Linked DNA regions of Homo sapiens: region 2 is linked to region 1. A link is a loop called in an ENCODE intact Hi-C map of the cell type or tissue named here. Cell type or tissue: endothelial cell of umbilical vein. All regions are shown on one strand. Each heading gives the region's core, and the rest is flanking DNA. Links, peaks and the distances in the headings are about the cores only. Region 1 overlaps DAB2IP (DAB2 interacting protein). Region 2 overlaps TTLL11 (tubulin tyrosine ligase like 11).

What was found. A loop is a pair of places that touch in the nucleus more often than their neighbours do. Peaks named below come from ENCODE experiments on the same cell type or tissue, not always from the same donor. Only the 100,000 strongest peaks of a DNase experiment are listed, where the experiment ranks them.
Region 2: it touches region 1 in a loop (2.1-fold over the local background); 4 of 110 quality-filtered maps call a loop at or near these places.

Annotation. Positions count from the first base shown.
Region 1 is chr9:121,695,478-121,703,803 of GRCh38, forward strand. DAB2IP (DAB2 interacting protein) reads left to right here. Exons shown (of 16, transcript NM_001395010.1): 3 at 3,848-3,981. Among named protein-coding and RNA genes, the nearest start is that of DAB2IP, 48 kb to the left of the region's middle. RefSeq lists a silencer at 3,990-4,069. In endothelial cell of umbilical vein, for the core only: CTCF peaks have their summits at 4,846 (motif pointing right) and 7,733; DNase peaks (open chromatin) are centred at 3,914, 4,864, 5,484 and 5,674; H3K4me3 peaks cover 2,347 bases; H3K27ac peaks cover 1,502 bases.
Region 2 is chr9:121,839,392-121,847,717 of GRCh38, forward strand. All of the region lies in intron 8 of TTLL11 (tubulin tyrosine ligase like 11), which reads right to left. Among named protein-coding and RNA genes, the nearest start is that of DAB2IP, 190 kb to the left of the region's middle. In endothelial cell of umbilical vein, for the core only: no CTCF peak of the experiment used is centred there; a DNase peak (open chromatin) is centred at 4,880; H3K27ac peaks cover 1,140 bases.

The DNA of each region.
Region 1 (8,326 bases), core at 213-8,212:
GGGACACTGAGGTTCAGAGAGGTCCAGTAATCGGCCCACAGCTTGTCTGAATGAAGATTTGAGGCCAAGCGATGTGAGGGGGCTAGAGCTGCCCAGTGGGAATGGTCAGCAAGCGTGGGCTCCTGTGGTCCAGCGCCATCTGCAGGAGAAGTGGGATACAGCCAGGCCTTAGTGGGTGTGGCTAGGGGGTCATAGTCTGTCCCTAGGCAAGGGAGTGATTATGGGGACCACCTATAATCTTTGCAGATGAGCTAGGCCCGACACATGTCACTACAAACGGAGTGTTTTTAACAGTCCTGTACATGTATATGGGAATTGCACATGGCTTTTGTTGAGCACTTACTGTCGGCTACACTCTGAGCCTAGAGCTTTATCAGTTTTTCGTTTTTGTTTTTGTTTTTTGTTTTTTTGAGATGGAATCTTGTTTTGTTGCCCAGGCCGAAGTGCAGTGGCCAAACTTGGCTCACTGCAGCCTCCACCTCCTGGGTTCATGCAATTCTCCTGCCTCAGCCTCCCGAGTAGCTGGGATTACAGGCTCGTGCCACCACGCCCGGCTAATTTTTGTATTTTTAGTAGAGACGGGGTTTTGCCATCTTGGCCAGGCTGGTCTTGAACTCCTGACCTCAGGTGATCCACCCGCCTCAGCCTCCCAAAGTGCTGGGATTACAGGCGTGAGCCACCATGCCTGGCAACTTTATCCACTTTTATCTGCCAATTTAATCCTCACTGCAGCCCCCCACCCACTTCAGAGAGAGGCAAGGGGCCTTAGCTGTCTTCTCTTGCAGTGAGGGGTCTGTGGAGCTGGGTTTGACTTGGTTCTTAGCCACTGGGCTGTCAGTGGGCTCCACTGCGGTCCCGGAAAGTGGGTATCAAGAACCCTGTTTGACTGAATGATTTGCCCACTGCCCCTCAATTAAAGGTTGTCTTGGGTCTAGAATAAGAGTTTCTGACTTGAAGACCAGTCAGCCCCTCTTCCCAAGTTAGGGGCTGTAGCTGCCTCCAGAAATCAAGTCCCAGGAGCTGCCTCTGAAGGGACAGCAGAAAAGGTTTGCCTCCCTTCATCTGGCGAAGAGGGAGAGGACGCCCTTGGCCCTCCACCCCCATGAAGGAGAGCAACAAGCTGTGTGGCTGGGCAGAGCAGAGCAGAGGACTGGAGTCCACGGTCCTTGATTAACCTTGCTTTGTGATCTTGGGGAAGGGCCTTCCCTACTCTGGTCCCCAGTCACCCTGTAATACAGCCTTTGCATCTGAGTCCCCTTCTGGCAGTGGCTTTCCAAGATGATGAGTATTTGTTAAGTCTGTCATATGCAGGGTCCTGAGCTGAGTTCTCTGGGGGACACAGGTCTCTAGGTGGATGTGTGATGTGATCGGTGGGTGGGTCAACGGGAACACTCTCTGTTCCCTGGAAGAATCTCTTTTCCCATGATCTGAGCTCCCTGACCTCTTGAATATCCATATACTGCTCACTCCATAATGTTCATGGCTATCTTGGCCACTGTGTCTAGCACATAATGGCTCTCATTAAGGTGAAAGAGTGAATATGACAGGGTATTAGGAGTCCCCAAGGTCATTGTCAGTTTGGGTGGGGGAGTTACCATTCTGAGTAGGCTTTAAGGAGGAGGCTGCTTGTCAGAGGAACATTAAGTAGAGTCACAGGGGGTGGAGTGGGGAAGAGGAAGTGGCACATGTGCATCAAACCTCCTAGACGGGAGAAAACTTTTTTGTTTAAACTCAGAAATAGGATAAAGCCATCAATATTGCTCCAGAATGAGCTACATAAATTGTGAAACATGCTTCTTTGTTCTTCATACCTCAAGATTGCAAAAATTGTGAAATTTTCATCAGTGTAGAAAATAAAAACCAAGAAAAGGTACAAGCCCATTGGGATAACTTGCTTGACCACAACCCCTGGGAGAAGAGAACCCATCCAAATTAGCCAGGTGCAGCCCCCTCTCCTATAGCTGGCAAGAGGCAGAGTTTGGGAGAGCTCAGAGCTCACGCAGAGGTGCAGGCCTCTGCCTCCATGCCATGTGTCCTGGAGAGCCTAGTGCTCTCCTGACCTGCCACCGTTTGGGGTCCCTCTGCATTAAGCATTGCCTTGTCTATGGGTCATGCCTCTGGAGAAGGGTCCCTCCTGCAGCCCCTAATACCTAAGAGATATTTGTGGCGGCTGATTAGAATACCCTGATGGATAATTCCAGGCTGCAGAGGTGAGAGGCATTTGGACTCCACTGCCTGGGATGGCCTTCTGGTGAGGTATCATTTCAGCTGGGCCTTGAAGGACACGCAGAATCCCAACAGGTGGCCACAGGGGTATGTCTCCTGTGGATATGAATGGCTGAGGAAGGAGGAAAAGGCAGAAGGAGAAAGATAGGAAAAGGGAAATCTTGAAAGCTCTTGAATTAGCCAGGCCCGGAAGCTGGGTGTCCTTGGGTAAGTCACTTTACCTGTCTGAGCAAGCTTCTTCATTTGCAGCAAATGTTTTTCTGTCATTTTCTGTCTGTGCGGGTGACATGAGATGACTTGTACAGCCCATGTTTGACCTTGTCATGTTGAAGATGGACAGATACAGCCCAGGGCCTGTGCCAAACATCCACTGCTCCTCTTGAACACAGAGAGGGCTGCCAAACTGACCCTTTATTTTGTGATGGATGGAATGTGGTATTTGGATTATGTACATTAACCTCAAATTAAATTAATATCCCACTTGCCACCTGGAATTGAGACTGGGGTGGGTGAGCCCCCAGAACACCCCCCTCTTTAGAGGACTCCCCCTCCTCCAGTTTTCCTCTCCCTCAAGCTGCCTGTAGTTTCCAAGCCCGGCAGGACACAGGCTGTGTCCCCTGGGGCCCCCACATCTATCCCGTCACCTGTAAAGGGAAGATTGGTTTGACCTGTGTGTATTGAACGCCTGTCTCCTCTGTCTCTGCCATTAGACCAGGAGCTCTTGGGATGGGGGAGGTGGGGGATTAAGCTCTGTTTTCAGTCAGTGCAACCTGTTAGGTGGATAAATGGCGTGAATAAGGTTCCCCAAATCTTGAAGCTTTTAATGGGGATACTCAGCAAACCCTTCAGCCCCTCGGGCCCCTCCCTGAGCTGAGCACTAGGGATCCCGTCCCGCAAGGTGGTTGTCCTTGCTGGGGTACATACAACGGTTCCGGGGAGGGGCCCCACCCTGACATCAAGCTACTGCCGCTCTGGGAAGGAAAGTCGCCCGGAATCGGGGTCTAAGTGGCCAGGGCACTGCCAGGCGCAGGCCAGCCGGCGCCTCAGCCGACCACGCGCCCGCTCTCATCGGTACCACCGAGGGCTGGAGAGCAGCGACCTCGCAGCGGAGGAAGGCGCTTTGTCAATCCCCGACGGGGTGGGGGGGCGTGGATTCCTCCAGGTGGGTGTGGGGGGTGTGACCTCGCACGGGGAGGACAAGCTCGGAGGCGGCAGGGAGGTGAGCGGGGCGGCCGGCCCTGGCGGTCCCCGGGGGTCTCCGCCCCTCCGCAGCCCCGCCCCCTCGTCCCGGTACTCCCCCTCGCCCCGGCGCCCGGGGGGCTCGGGCAGCCTCGGCCGCGGTCGGCGCGGCTCGGCTCGGCGTCGCCAAGGCAACAGCGGCTTAGGGGGCGGGGGCGACGTGGCGGGCGGGGTGGGCTGGGCCGCGCTGCGCGGGCCGGGCCGTCGGCGCTCGGTCGGCGGGCGGGCGGCGCGGGCCGCGAGCTGCTGGGGCCGAGCCCGAGCCCGGCCCGCCCTCGGCCGCGCGGCCGCCCAGCAAGGGTGCGGGTCCCGCGCGGGTCCCGGCCCGCCGCCGCCGCGCTAACCCCGCCTCCCCTTCCCCCTCTTGTCCCCCCGTGCGCAGGGCTTCCTCAGCCGCCGCCTCAAGGGCTCCATCAAGCGCACCAAGAGCCAGCCCAAGCTGGACCGCAACCACAGCTTCCGCCACATCCTGCCGGGGTTCCGGAGCGCCGCCGCCGCCGCCGCGGACAATGAGAGGTGAGCCCGCCGCCGCCGCCCGGTCCCCCGCGCCGCCGCCCCGGGCTGCGCCCCTGAGGACGCGGGGACAAAGCGCGAGCCCGGCCCGGGGCGAGCCACACGGCGGTGGGGGGACCCCACGCCGCCCGCCGGGAACTTATGGGGCCACCTCGGCCGGACTAGGGGGCCCGAGGGGAGGACCCTGTGCCTCCCTCCGGGGTTAGGTGAGTAGAAGAGAGGAGAGCAGAGGGTGCCCGCGGCGGCCCGGGCGAGGCCGGGCGCGAAGTCCCCTCGCAGGGAAGTCCTGCCTCGCCTGTCCGAGGTGGGCATTGTTTCCCGGGCCGTGCGGTGCCCGAACCGGGGACGGAAGTGGGGCCTCTGCCGCCAGGACCCATCCCCCTGCCTTGGGAGCCCCTGGGTATCAGATACAAAAGGCATTTTCGGCCGGGTTTGGCCGAGACCGGGCGCTGCCCGTGGTGAGGGGAAGGGTGAACATCTGGAGGGGAGGAGCAGGGGGCTGGGCCACTTAGGGGGCACATCTGCTCTAAGTAGGGCGCGTGCTCCACTGGGGGCTGGCGCTAGCAGAGCGGGCAGTGCCCAGGCCCTGAGCTGGGGGCACAGCCTGAGGCTGGGGAGCCAGGGCCATCTCCTCTCCAGCCTAGGCAGCTGCTTCTCTCCTTCCCTCACCTCTCCACTCTCAGGGGTGTCTCCTGCTTTCTGTTTCCTTCTCCTGGGCCAGCCGGGAGCAGGTGTGGAAATTCCGCGGGGAGGTGGCTGGTGGGGCAGAAGGGGAGAGGGAGGAGGAGGTGGTTCAACCTGCCGGGAGACGCTGGCCAGGGAGCAGGCTTCAGCTCGCAAGGGCAAGCCATCCTGTCCTCCAGGGGGCACTGGGCGGACACAGCCTCTCAGGGCCCAGGTCCTCCTCGAGTGGTGCCAGCCACAGGCACCTTTCCACTTAGGCACAGGCATGGTGATGGATTCCAGTGCCAGTTAGAACATGTCCCTGCCCAGCCTGTGGAGGTGAAAGTACGGGCAGGCACCGAGGAGCCTTTTCAGCATTCAGCCCGAACGTCTCAGACCACTGGCATCTGCCTTCGTAGGGCTGTGTCCGTGTTGGCACTCCCTGTAGGGGAGGCGTAGGTAGCATGAAAATGTCTCTCCCCTCCCCCTTGGTTCTAGCGGGCAGAGGAGTACAAGTTACAGCCCAACTCCTGCCCAAGGTTGAGTGACTGTTTAACTGACCCCTAGCATCTTCCTGGAGAGTAACACTTCCACCTCCCAGTAGAATGGCTAGACGTTTAATTTCCATCGTCCCAGAGCCGCGCTCTCCAGTGCATCCTCACCACTGCCTGCAGCTGGTTTCCTGCCCCAGCTGCCAAGCCCAGCCTGAGGCGGGACCCTCAGCCTTTCTCTGATGGCCCTGGTGCCCCAGGGGACCAGGCGTGCCCTGGCAGGAAGATGCAGCCAGGCCAGAGCTCAGCGCTGGGTGCAGTCACTGCGTCTTTGAAAATCTCGCTTCCCATCTTTGTTATTGTCTGGGCGGCAGGCCACCCGGTTTGCTGCCTTCCTCCCTCCACCGGGCCCCTGCCTTCGGCTGTCTTCCCCAGGAACATGCCCTTCTCCGCGCTTTCCTTGGCGGGGGTCAGGACCCTCTGCACCCGCATGCGGGGGCTTGTGTACGTACCCCGTTTTGTGTGCATGTGGTGGTTGTCCGGGGAGCAGGAGAGACAACAGGCAGTCCGGCTTCTGAGTGTGTCTGCTCTCCCGGGAGCAGGCGGCATGCATGTCATGTTTACCTCCTTACAGCGGGAAGCCTGTACCTAGAAGCCGGCAAGTGCTGGCTGGCCACCCTAGCCAGAGGTCGGGGCATGGCCAAGACGACCTCGTGCGGGTCCTGCCCCACTTGGCCTCAGGTCAGCCTTGCCACATGCTGAAGGGGCGCAGAGTGGGGGTTGGGAGTGAAACTACAAGCCTGTTTCTGGAAACAGTAGGAAACGGTAGCGGTTGGAGCAGAATGTCACTGGCAGCGGTGTGGAATTGTCTTATTAATTTTCTATAAACAAAATATGGCTTGGTGGCCTCTCTGGCACAGGAAGGGAGCCTAGATTTCCCATGGACAGGCAGAAAGACTGGGTTTGAAATCTCTCTACCCAGCCTTGGAGCTGAAATAGGCTTTCCCAGGACTGGGGTCTCCTGATTTGCTGCTTTGCTTAGGAACAGATTCGTCGGCTGCTGCTGGGATGGATGGGCAGAAATTTCTCTGGGGCTGTCCCTGGAGTCATCCTATTTGGAGTTCAGTGAGTAAAAACAACTATGGTGACCCCGCCCGCCCCCCAGCTCATGGCCAAACCTGGATGAGTGGAGCAGTGCCTCTCCCTGCTCTGATGTGGTGTGGTTGTGATGTTGAAGGCTGGGAGGGCAGGATGGGCTGTCTTTGGCTTGGTTTAGCAGCAAGGAAGGGTTGTGTCCTGGCTCCATGGGACCCCCACTGGCTGCCATGCCTCTGGCTGGGGAGAGGGTAAGTGCCAAGACGCTAGCCTCAGTGAGTGGGTGGGACACGAGTGGGAAGGACGGTGGGGGCTTCTAGGGTGTCGAGCGGGAGTCCTGGTCCCCATGGCCTTCCCGTGTAGATGAGCGGCACAGGGCACTCTGGGGCGGCCACTTGAGTTCTGACTTTGGATGAATCTATCTGGTTTATATGGCTGCTGAAGAGGCTTTGTTGAATGCTGTCTGCGTGCTCCGCAAGCTGCTGTGTTGGGGAGGTGGTTTTTTTGCGCTGGAATTCTCTCATCTGGAGGTTGGAAACCAGTTGGTTCTGTGCTGGGATTTTTTTGGCTCCCTGGAAAAGGAGTCGGTTTCAGGGGTGGGGATGCCGAACCTGGCTGGTTGGGATTGAGGGTTGCTATCTGGTTGTGAGGCTGGGGTCAGGCCAGGCAGTGCTTGGTTGGCACAGCTGGGCTCTGGGGGCTGGGGGCTGTAGGACAGGCTTGAGCCTTCGGACTTATTCTTCTGAAACGGCCTCAGGGGAGGTTGCCAGCTGGTCTCCACAGTCTCTGGGTCCCTCAGACACTCATTTCTTCTTCAGAAGCTTTGGCAGTAAGCACCAAGGACAGGTGATCATTTCTCCTGGGTAACAAACACATGCTGCTTGGAGCGCTTTCCAGGTGAAAGGTGTGCCGGCAAAAGCATTTTCATTTTGCACACTGGAAATGCTGCTGCTTCATTTACAGGGCTGTTTTAATGTTGGTAAAAGTGATATAGAGGATGTGGTTCTGTCAGCCCAGAGGATAATTTCCAAGTCATTCATTTATTTATTAATGTTACTGAGGAGCTAGGAGGGTCAGTTGGCAATATTATGCTTTCCTCATTCCTTCTCTCTCCTGATGCTGTTTCTGGGTGACTCTAGCCCTCCACACCTGCTGGGAATATGCTTCCTTTGGCATGCTACCTGTCTAAACTTACCACAGTAGTTACTCTAAAGTGTCTGTACCCCCATCAAGCTCTTCCCAGTCATCCTGGTGCGGAGCTTAGCTCATAAATGCAGGCAGCTCTGGGGCAGGTAGGCAAGGCTGCTATGTGTGGAGTTAGGGATCGATTCCCCCTTCCAGAGTATGTGTGTGCTGGCTGGCGTTCCCACACCTGAAAGTTACTAATGGTGGAATTCCAAGTGATAAGGGACTAGGGAAGGAGATACAGTACTTGGATGTTGGGGATGGCAGCTTCCAGGGACCCTCACCTGGACCTGGGTAGGCAGGAATCAATTCTGCCCCTTGTGGTGAGACAGTCCCTGGAGGAGGGAGAGTGAGGAAGGTTGATGAGGAACAGGGGAAATGGAAGTTAGGGTCTATTTTCCTGCTTTAGTTGCTGACAGTAAGTGCAGGCAGGACTGGGCACCCAAGTCTGGTGTTTCTTGCCCTTGTTCCCTCCCCTACTATAGACAGGGAGGGCCTGGTCCTTTTTTTGGGGACTAGTCTGTCTAGTGTGGTGATGTCAAGATGATAGTGCAGTTTAGACAATTGCCAGGAGTCATGGGATGTATGTGATCTTTGGATTTGAAGCCAAGCATTCCTGGGGCAAGTCACGTAACCTTTTGCAGCCTCAGTTTGCTCATCTGCAGAATGGGCATCATGATAATCATGTTGTTGAAGACATTAACATTAATACATTTAGCACACTTTTCATAGAAATTTTCTGGTTCAGTGCTGTTTTCTTAGCATTTAACACTGGGTCTTGCACATTTCTTAAATGTTTCTAAAATTTAATTAAATAATGTGTGAAAGAGGTTAGATTAATATGTCATAGGTTTTCAGTTAATATTGGTAGGGTTAAGTCACCTCGTCTTGGTAAGCCTCAGTTTTCTCATCCA
Region 2 (8,326 bases), core at 104-8,103, 140 kb after region 1:
TCCAGGGTTGGCCTCTTACACATTGCGGGGTGATCTTCGCTTACTCACTGCCCAGCTGGGAGCCTCAGTTTCTTTCTACCCTGCCCGGCTCTGGGGGGCTCAGTGATAGAAAACAGACATAAGGGGCTGGGCCTGTGTCTGGCACATGGAAGACACACTGGAAACATGGCCTTCTTTCTTGATTGTCTTTAAGTCATGAGAGGGGCCAAGCCTGGCAGAATAAAGAGTATTCTCATGGAGGGCTGCGGCTCAGAATTCCCATTCTATCCAAAGATGGGCAAATTGGAAGACGGGCAAATTGGCCCTAACTCAGCCACCAACAGCAACCCTCTTCCCCATCCCCCCGACTGTCCAGCAGTTAACTGGCGGGGCCTTCTAGAATCTCCAGAAGACCTCAGCCTCAGCCTTCTCAGCCTTGGGCAGGGCAGAGCAGTGCCCACTCACCAAGTGGACTGAGCCCTATCCTCAAGGTGAGACCCCTCTGAGGAGCTCTTCAAAGCTGGCCTGCCATTTGGAGCGGTGACAGGAGGCAGATCAGTGTCAAAAATAAGACAGAGCAGTGGGTTTCAACTTGACTCACATTAAGAATGTCACGTTAGAGCACAAATGAGAGAGAAGAGAAATGCTCTTTTATGCGGGAGTTTATTTTTGTCACTTTGTCAGAGAGAAACTGCAGCCTGGAGGGCACTGGAGCTGCATCGAATCACCCAAAACATTAACATGCAAATTGCCTTCTTTACAGAAGGTAATTTTATTAGTGCACGAAAATGTTTCTTTCACTGTATTCATGCCTAGGAGCAGTGCTATCTGGGGGCCAGTTAGGGCAACCGCAAGAGAAGAATTAGGGACAGTCCTGAACTCGGTTAAGATCTATTACCTCCCCAACTTGGGACCACCACGTATCCTCGGATGCATGGAACACAGTGCGCTGCGATGTGACAGCTGGCTACCGATGGATGCACAGGCTGGAGGGGGCAAGTGACTTGTTCAAGATCATACAGCTTCTTTTTTCTTTTCTGAGACAGGGTCTCGCTTTGTCACTCAGGCTGGAGGGAGTATAGTGGCTTGATGTTGGCTCACTGCAACCTCTACCTACCAGGTTCAAGCGATTCTCCTGCCTCAGCCTTCCAGGTAGCTGGGATTATATGCAATTGCCACCATGCTTGGCTACTTTTTGTATTTTTAGTAGAGATGGGGTTTCACCATGTTGCCCAGGTTGGTCTTGAACTCCTGACCTTAAGTGATCTGCCTGCCTCAGCCTCCCAAAGTGCTGGGATTACAGGCATGAGCCACCATGCCCAGCTGATCATACAGTTTCAATGAGGAGGCAGAGTTGAGGCCACGTGGCCTGTGTCCAGACACCAGGTGACCAATAGGGAACCATGAGGTCCTGGAAGTTGTCACTCTGAGAGTAAGGAGCCTAGTGAGACCCCATCTACCTATTTGTTCACTCACTTGCTTGATTATTCAATAAGCTTTCCCTGTGCTAGGCCCTGGGCCCCAAACATGAATCAGGCACTGGCACGAGGCACTTGGCCTCCACTGGGAGCAGGTGGAAAGGGGATAAGACACCTACAAATACTTCTGATCCAGCGAGCTATGACGGCTGGGGAGGTGTGCCTGGAATCAACAGAGCAAGGAGAGAGCATGGCTGTTTGGCAGGGAGGGCAGGGAGAAGGGTCTGGAAGCTTCACAGACAACCGTCTCACCCATGGGCCTTGTGCAGGCAATCAAGGCAGGGAGGGATGTTACAGGAAGGAGACACCATGAGCAGAGGCCCCACGATGGAAGCACGTTGGCTGGCCCCAAGCAGCACAGGACGTGTGGGCGAAGAGTGTGGCGGGAATGGGGGCTGTGGTTGTGGAGGATGGAGATGAGGCTGGCAAGTCTAATCTCAAAGGCTAAAGAGCTCAGATGTACCTGTATCCTGCAGGTAGCAGGCAAACCCTCCAGCGCCCATTCAGAACAGAACCGTGCTCCCCATGAGATTTTGGAAGGGAGGGGCTTCTCCAGGCCCTGTGTTGCCAAAATGACAGAAGGTTCTCTGAGGCTGCGCTTATGTAAGGCTTCCTCCTCCCTTCGCAGATGTGATCAGTGGGGAAGTGTGGGCAGAGACTCCCACCTGCTACCAAGAAGAACGCACTCAGTCATGTAAGGTCTCGTGGAACAGACGAGGTGAGCTCCCTTTCTCTAGAGGCTGCTTGGGGCCTCCCGGGCTGAGGACACATCTTTGCCCTGAGTCACGTGGCAGCTGCATGGTGTGGCTGTGGTGGGGCACGAAGAACTGTTACAGCAGCCCAGGAAGCTGAAGGGGAAAAGCCCAATGATTATTATCGTTGGGCCAGACCATTGTTTGTTGTGGGGGTCTGTCTTGTGCATTTCAGGTTGTCTAGCAGCAGCCGTCGGCTTGACCCACTAGATGCCAGTATAGCAACTCCCTTCCCCCAGTATGACAACTAAAAATGTCTCAAATCGTGGCCAGATGTCCCCCTGGGAGTTAAAATTGTCCCCAGTTGAGAACCACTCGTCTCTCTAGACTTCAGGGAAGACATGGATGCCTGACCACTGGAAGTGTCCCAATTCTTCCAGCGAGATGCAGAGCTCCCCGAGAGCATGTGCCTGCCTTCTTCCACCTCTCAGGGGGCAAAGGACAGGGTATATTTCATCACATATTTGTGGACTATCTCAAAAAGGAATGTGTCTAACTTACTGCTTAAAACATCTGGAAAAAGAGCAGGCTGGGGATGTAGAAAGTCAATGGACAGTCGGTGCTTCTTCCAATACTTTGCTAGGGTCTCAGAGTCCCTCACATGTAAAACAAGGGGGTTGAAAGAGATGATCTTTAGGGCTCCCTCTCCTTTTTTTTAAAAAAAAAAGACACGTGGTCTCTCTCTGTCACCCAGGCTGGAGGACTGGAGTGCAGTGATGTAATCATAGCTCACCGCAGCTTCAAGTTCCTGGGCTCAAGCAATCCTCCTGCCCCAGCATTCTAAGTAACCAGGATTATAGGTGCATGCCACCCTGCCTGGCTAATGTTTTTGTAACTTTGTGTATGTGTGTGTAGAGTCAGGGTCTCGCTATGTTTCCCAGGCTGGTCACAAACTCCTGGGCTCAAGTGATCCTCCTGCCTTGGCCTCCCAAAGTACAGGCATGAGCTACTGTGTGCCTGGCCCCCTTCTACTTTTGAACACTATGATTCCATGTCAGTAAGATGAATAAGGTGAATATGTAGGAAATGTTACCCATGAATTCTGAAGGTGGCTCCTATGGGCCAGATGAGTCTCTGTCTTGGGTAACCTGGGCATTTTTTGATGACAAATAACTGATCAGATGGTTTGTGAGATTCTCTCTGCTCTCTTGGGTTAAATGAGTAAGCCCAGATTTCCCCGGAGAATCTCTGAAAGGTAAACACTTCTGGAATGTTGGTCATTGCTGCAGTTTCTCAAAGACCATTAGAATCTAAAGACAAAGAATTATGGCTCTACCACTCACGAGCTGGGTGACCTTGGACACATTATTTAACCTCTCTGAGCCTTAGCTTTCTTCTCTGTAACCTGGAGTACAGAGCTTAAATCTCAGGATTGTTGGGAGATGTGCGAAATGCTAACAGAGGACTTTTAGTTTCAGCTCTGACGCATAAAGAGCTTAGAAGTCATTGCTCCTGGCTGGGCACAGTGACATATACCTGTAATCCCAGCACTATGGGGGCCGAGGCTGGAGGATCCCTTGAGCGCAGTAGTTCAAGACCAGCCTCAGCAACATAGTGAGACCCCCATCTTTATTTAAAAAAAAAAATGAGAGAAGTAGTCACTCCCATCTTTACAACAATAAAAAAAAGCTGAACAAATTGAAAAATCAATGACTTTTCTAAGATCCATGAGTACTGAGGTCACAGGACAAGCCACCACCCTAAAAACCATTGAGACCTGTGAATATAGAGAATCACAGCTGAGTTCAGCTTACCAGGAGCAGAAGCTTCTGGAGCCAGGAGCTGATAAGAACATTTCACTCGTAATTGATGAGTTGCTAGAGACAGTGTGAGGCTCAACCTTTAACTAGGTTGAGTTAAAAACGCCTGGGGGCCAGTCTTAGGGGGTCTCCCACCTTTTTGTGAGTGGGGCTCCAGGAGCCCCACCAGGTTCTCAAGAAAAAGATTAGAGAAAATCTTCTCATGCTTCAGAAAGGGGTGGGGGAGGTAACCATTTTGGAATATGCCTAGAGCACTCTCCATAACAAAGGCCTGCTAATGCGGGAAACTATTATTTATTTACTTATTTTTTGTTATTATTATTATTATTAGAGACAGGGTCTTGCCCTGTCACCCAGGTTGGAGTGCAGTGGTGCAACCACAGCTCACTGCAGCCTTGACCTCCTGGGCTCAAGCCATCCTCCTACCTCAGCCTCCCAAGTAGCTGGGACTACAGGCGTGTGACATCACACCTGGCTATTTTTAAAATTTTTTGTAGAGACAGGTGTCTCACTGTGCGGCGTAAGCTGATCTCGAACTCCTAAACTCACATGATCTTCCTGCCTCAGCCTTCCAAAGTGCTGGGATTACTTGGTGTAAGCCATCACACCCAGCCAGAAACTACTTTAGTAGAGGCTGATCTGACCTAGGGGAAGGGCAATTAGGTAACTCTAGCTTTTCTAGCCTTTCTAGTTTTCACACATAAAGGGAGAAAAAAGGGGCTAAGAAGCACTTCTGAAAGTCACAGCCCATGGACTCAAGCCCACTAGGAACAGATTTAATCTCAAGATTGTAAAATGTTTCTCTACCCAGCACCTTATCACCACATCAGCAGGGTTCACTCCAGTGCAATAACAGTGGATTCCAATTGAGAGAGATCCAAGAAAAAGATTCCATTTAAGGAGTTTTTAAGGAAATACGAAGGCAATAGGGAGAGAAAAAAAAACAAAACAAAAAAAACAATTGGAGGAAACCGAAGCTTCTGGCACCTATGACTACAGCAAACATTAAACACAGCCCAGCTCCTAGAAAGATAAATATAAAACCTCACACTGAAAGCCTGATTACCTTGGTTCCTATTATCAGGTACTTCATGGCTGGCTTTCAACAAAACATTACAAGACCTGCTAAAAGGCAGGAAAATATACAGTGCAAAGAGACAAAGCAAGCATGAGAAACAAACTCAAGTATGACACAGATGTTGGAATTATCCAATGGAGAATACAAAATAATGATTAATATGTTAAAGTCTCTAATGGAAAAAGTAGGCAACATTCAAGAACAGATGGAAAATGTAAGGAGAAATGGAAACTCTAAGAATCCAAAAGAAATGCTAGAAATAAAAAACATTATAACAGAAATGAAGAAGGCTCTCAATGGGCCCATCAGCAGATTGGATACAGTCAAAGAAAGAATCAGTGAGCTTGAAGATATGTCAATAGGAATGTCCTAAACTGAAACAATGAATTAAAGAAAAAAAATACTGAAAAAAAGGAGACTATCCAGGAACAGTGGGACAATGACAAAAAGTACAAAATATATGTTATGAGAATATCGGAAGGAGAAGAATGAAGGGAGCAGAAGATAGATTTGAAGCCGTAATATTTGAGAATTTTCCAAAATTACAGACAGACACCAAAACCACAGATCTAGAAAGCTCACAGAAAACCGTGCAGGACAAATAACAAAAATCTACACCTAGAGAAAATCATATTTAAACTGTAGAAAACCAGAGACAAAGAGAAAATCTTGAAAGAAGCCAGAGAGGAAAAATAATACCTTACCTATACAGGTAAGGTATATATGCCTTAGGTAAGGTATATATAATGCCTTAAGGACAAGAATTACACCAGCCATCTCACCTAAAACCATGCAAGCAAGAAGAGAGTGGAGTGAAATACTTAAAGTATTAGAAAAAGAAACCCCACCAACCTAGAATTCTGTATGGAGTGAAATTATCCTCCAGAAATGAAGGAGAAATACACTCTCAGACAAACAAAAACTGAAGGGATCTGTTGCCAATAGACTTGCTTTGTAACAAATATTTAAAAACAAATTTCAGAGAACAGAAAAATGATATGGGCCAGAGACTCAGATCTACATAAAGAAAGGAAGAGCATTAGAGAATAAATAATAGAAGATACAATAAAATGTTTTTTCTTAATTTTAATTGATCTAATAGATAATTGTTCAAAGTAATAATAGCAACACTGCATTGGGTGATTATAGCTTGGGGATAAGTGAAATGAATAACAGCAATGTTATAAGGCATGGAAAAGAGAAATCAGAAGTTCTCTGTTATAAAGTACCTGCACTATCTGTTAAAGGGGTATAGTGTTATTTGAAAATGGACTTATTAGCTGGAAACTAATTGTAAACTCTAGGATAATGACTATTTTTAAAAAGGAGTATAATTGCTAAGCTAAAAGAGGAGATAAAGTGGAATTATACAAAATTCTCTATTAAAACCAGAAAAGGCAGAAAAGAGAAGTAAAAACAGAAACAAAGAACAAGTCAGTGAATAGCAAGCTGTTACAAACATTGATAGGTATCAATCCAACTATATCAATAAGTATTTTAAATGTGAATGGTTTAAATAAATTAAAGGACAGAGACTGTTGAGAGGATTAAAAAACGAGACCCAACTGAAACACAGCTTAAAGATAAAAAGAAACACACTTTAAATGTAAAAACAACAAAAAAAAGATAGATAAAAAAGCAAAGGGTTGGAGGAAGATATATCATGATAACCCTAACTAAAAGAAAGTTACAGTAGCTATATTAATTTCAGACAAAGCAGACTGCAGAACAGGGAAAATTATCAGGGATAAAGGTGAGTAATAATGATAAAGGGACAATTCTCCAAGGAGACATAATAATCCTTAACATGTATGCACCTAACAATGGAGTGTCAAAATATGTGAGACAAAACTGATAGAACTACAAAGAAAAATAGATAAATCTACTATTATAGGTGGAGACTTCAACACCCCTCTATCAGTAACTGACAGATCCAGCAGGCAGAAAATTGGTAAGGGTATAGTTGAACATAGCAGCACCATCAATCAACTATGTCTAATTGACATGTATACAATACTTTATCCAACAAGAGTAGAATATACATTCTTCCCAGTTCAAATGAAATATTCACCAAGACAGACTACATTCTAGACCACAAAACACACCTTTTTAACACATTTAAAAGAATAGAGATCATACAAAAAATTCTCTCAGGCCACAATAGAATTAAACTAAAAATCAATAACAGAAAGACGGTTGAGAAGTCCCCAGATATTTGGAGAATAAGTAGCACATGTCTAAACAACATATAGGTCCAAAAAAATCTCAAAAGATATTTAAAAATATTTTAAACTAGGCGAAGATTAAAATATAAATTATTGAAATTTGTGGGATCCAGTGATATTAGTGCTTAGAAGAACAATTTATAGCAATAGATTAGACAAGAAGAAAGATCTAAAATCAATAAGCTTCCATTTTAGGAAACTAGGAAAAAAGTAAATTTAATCCAAAACAAACAGAAAGAAAGAAATAATAAAAATCAGAACACAAGGCCGGGCCCGGTGGCTCACGCCTGTAATCCCAGCACTTTGGGAGGCCGAGGCGGGCGGATCACGAGGTCAAGAGATCAAGGCCATCCTGGCTAACAAGGTGAAACCCCATCTCTACTAAAAATACAAAAAATTAGCCAGGCGTGGTGGCTGGCGCCTATAGTCCCAGCTACTCGGGAGGCTGAGGCAGAAGAATGGCGTGAACCCGGGAGGCGGAGCTTGCCGTGAGGCGAGATCGCACCACTGCACTCCAGCCTGGGAGACTGCGAGACTCCGTCTCAAAAAAAAAAAAAAAAAAAAAATCAGAACACAAATTAATGAATTAAAAATAGGAAGAAAGCAATAGAGAAAATCTATAAAACCAAAAGCTGGTTCTTTGAAAAGCCTTAAGATCAATAAAATTGATAAATCTCTAGCCCAGCTAACCAAAAACAAACAAACAAAAGCAAACAAAAAAAGCAACAACAGAGAAAGAGAAAAGGTTATTAGATTACTAATTAGTAATTACAAATTACTAATATCAGAAATGAAAGAGGGATCATCACTATCACTACTTATCCCATGGATATTAAAAGGAAAATAAAGAAATATTACAAATAAGTCTATGTCTACAAATTTGATTAGATAAAATAGATCCATTCCTTGAAAGAAATAATTTATGAAAACTCACACGAGAATAAACAGATAATCTGAATAGGCCTTTATCTATTAAAGAAATTAGATGAATAATCAATAACTTTTCAAAAAAGAAAGCACCATGCCAGCTAGCTTCATTTGGTGAGTTCTAACA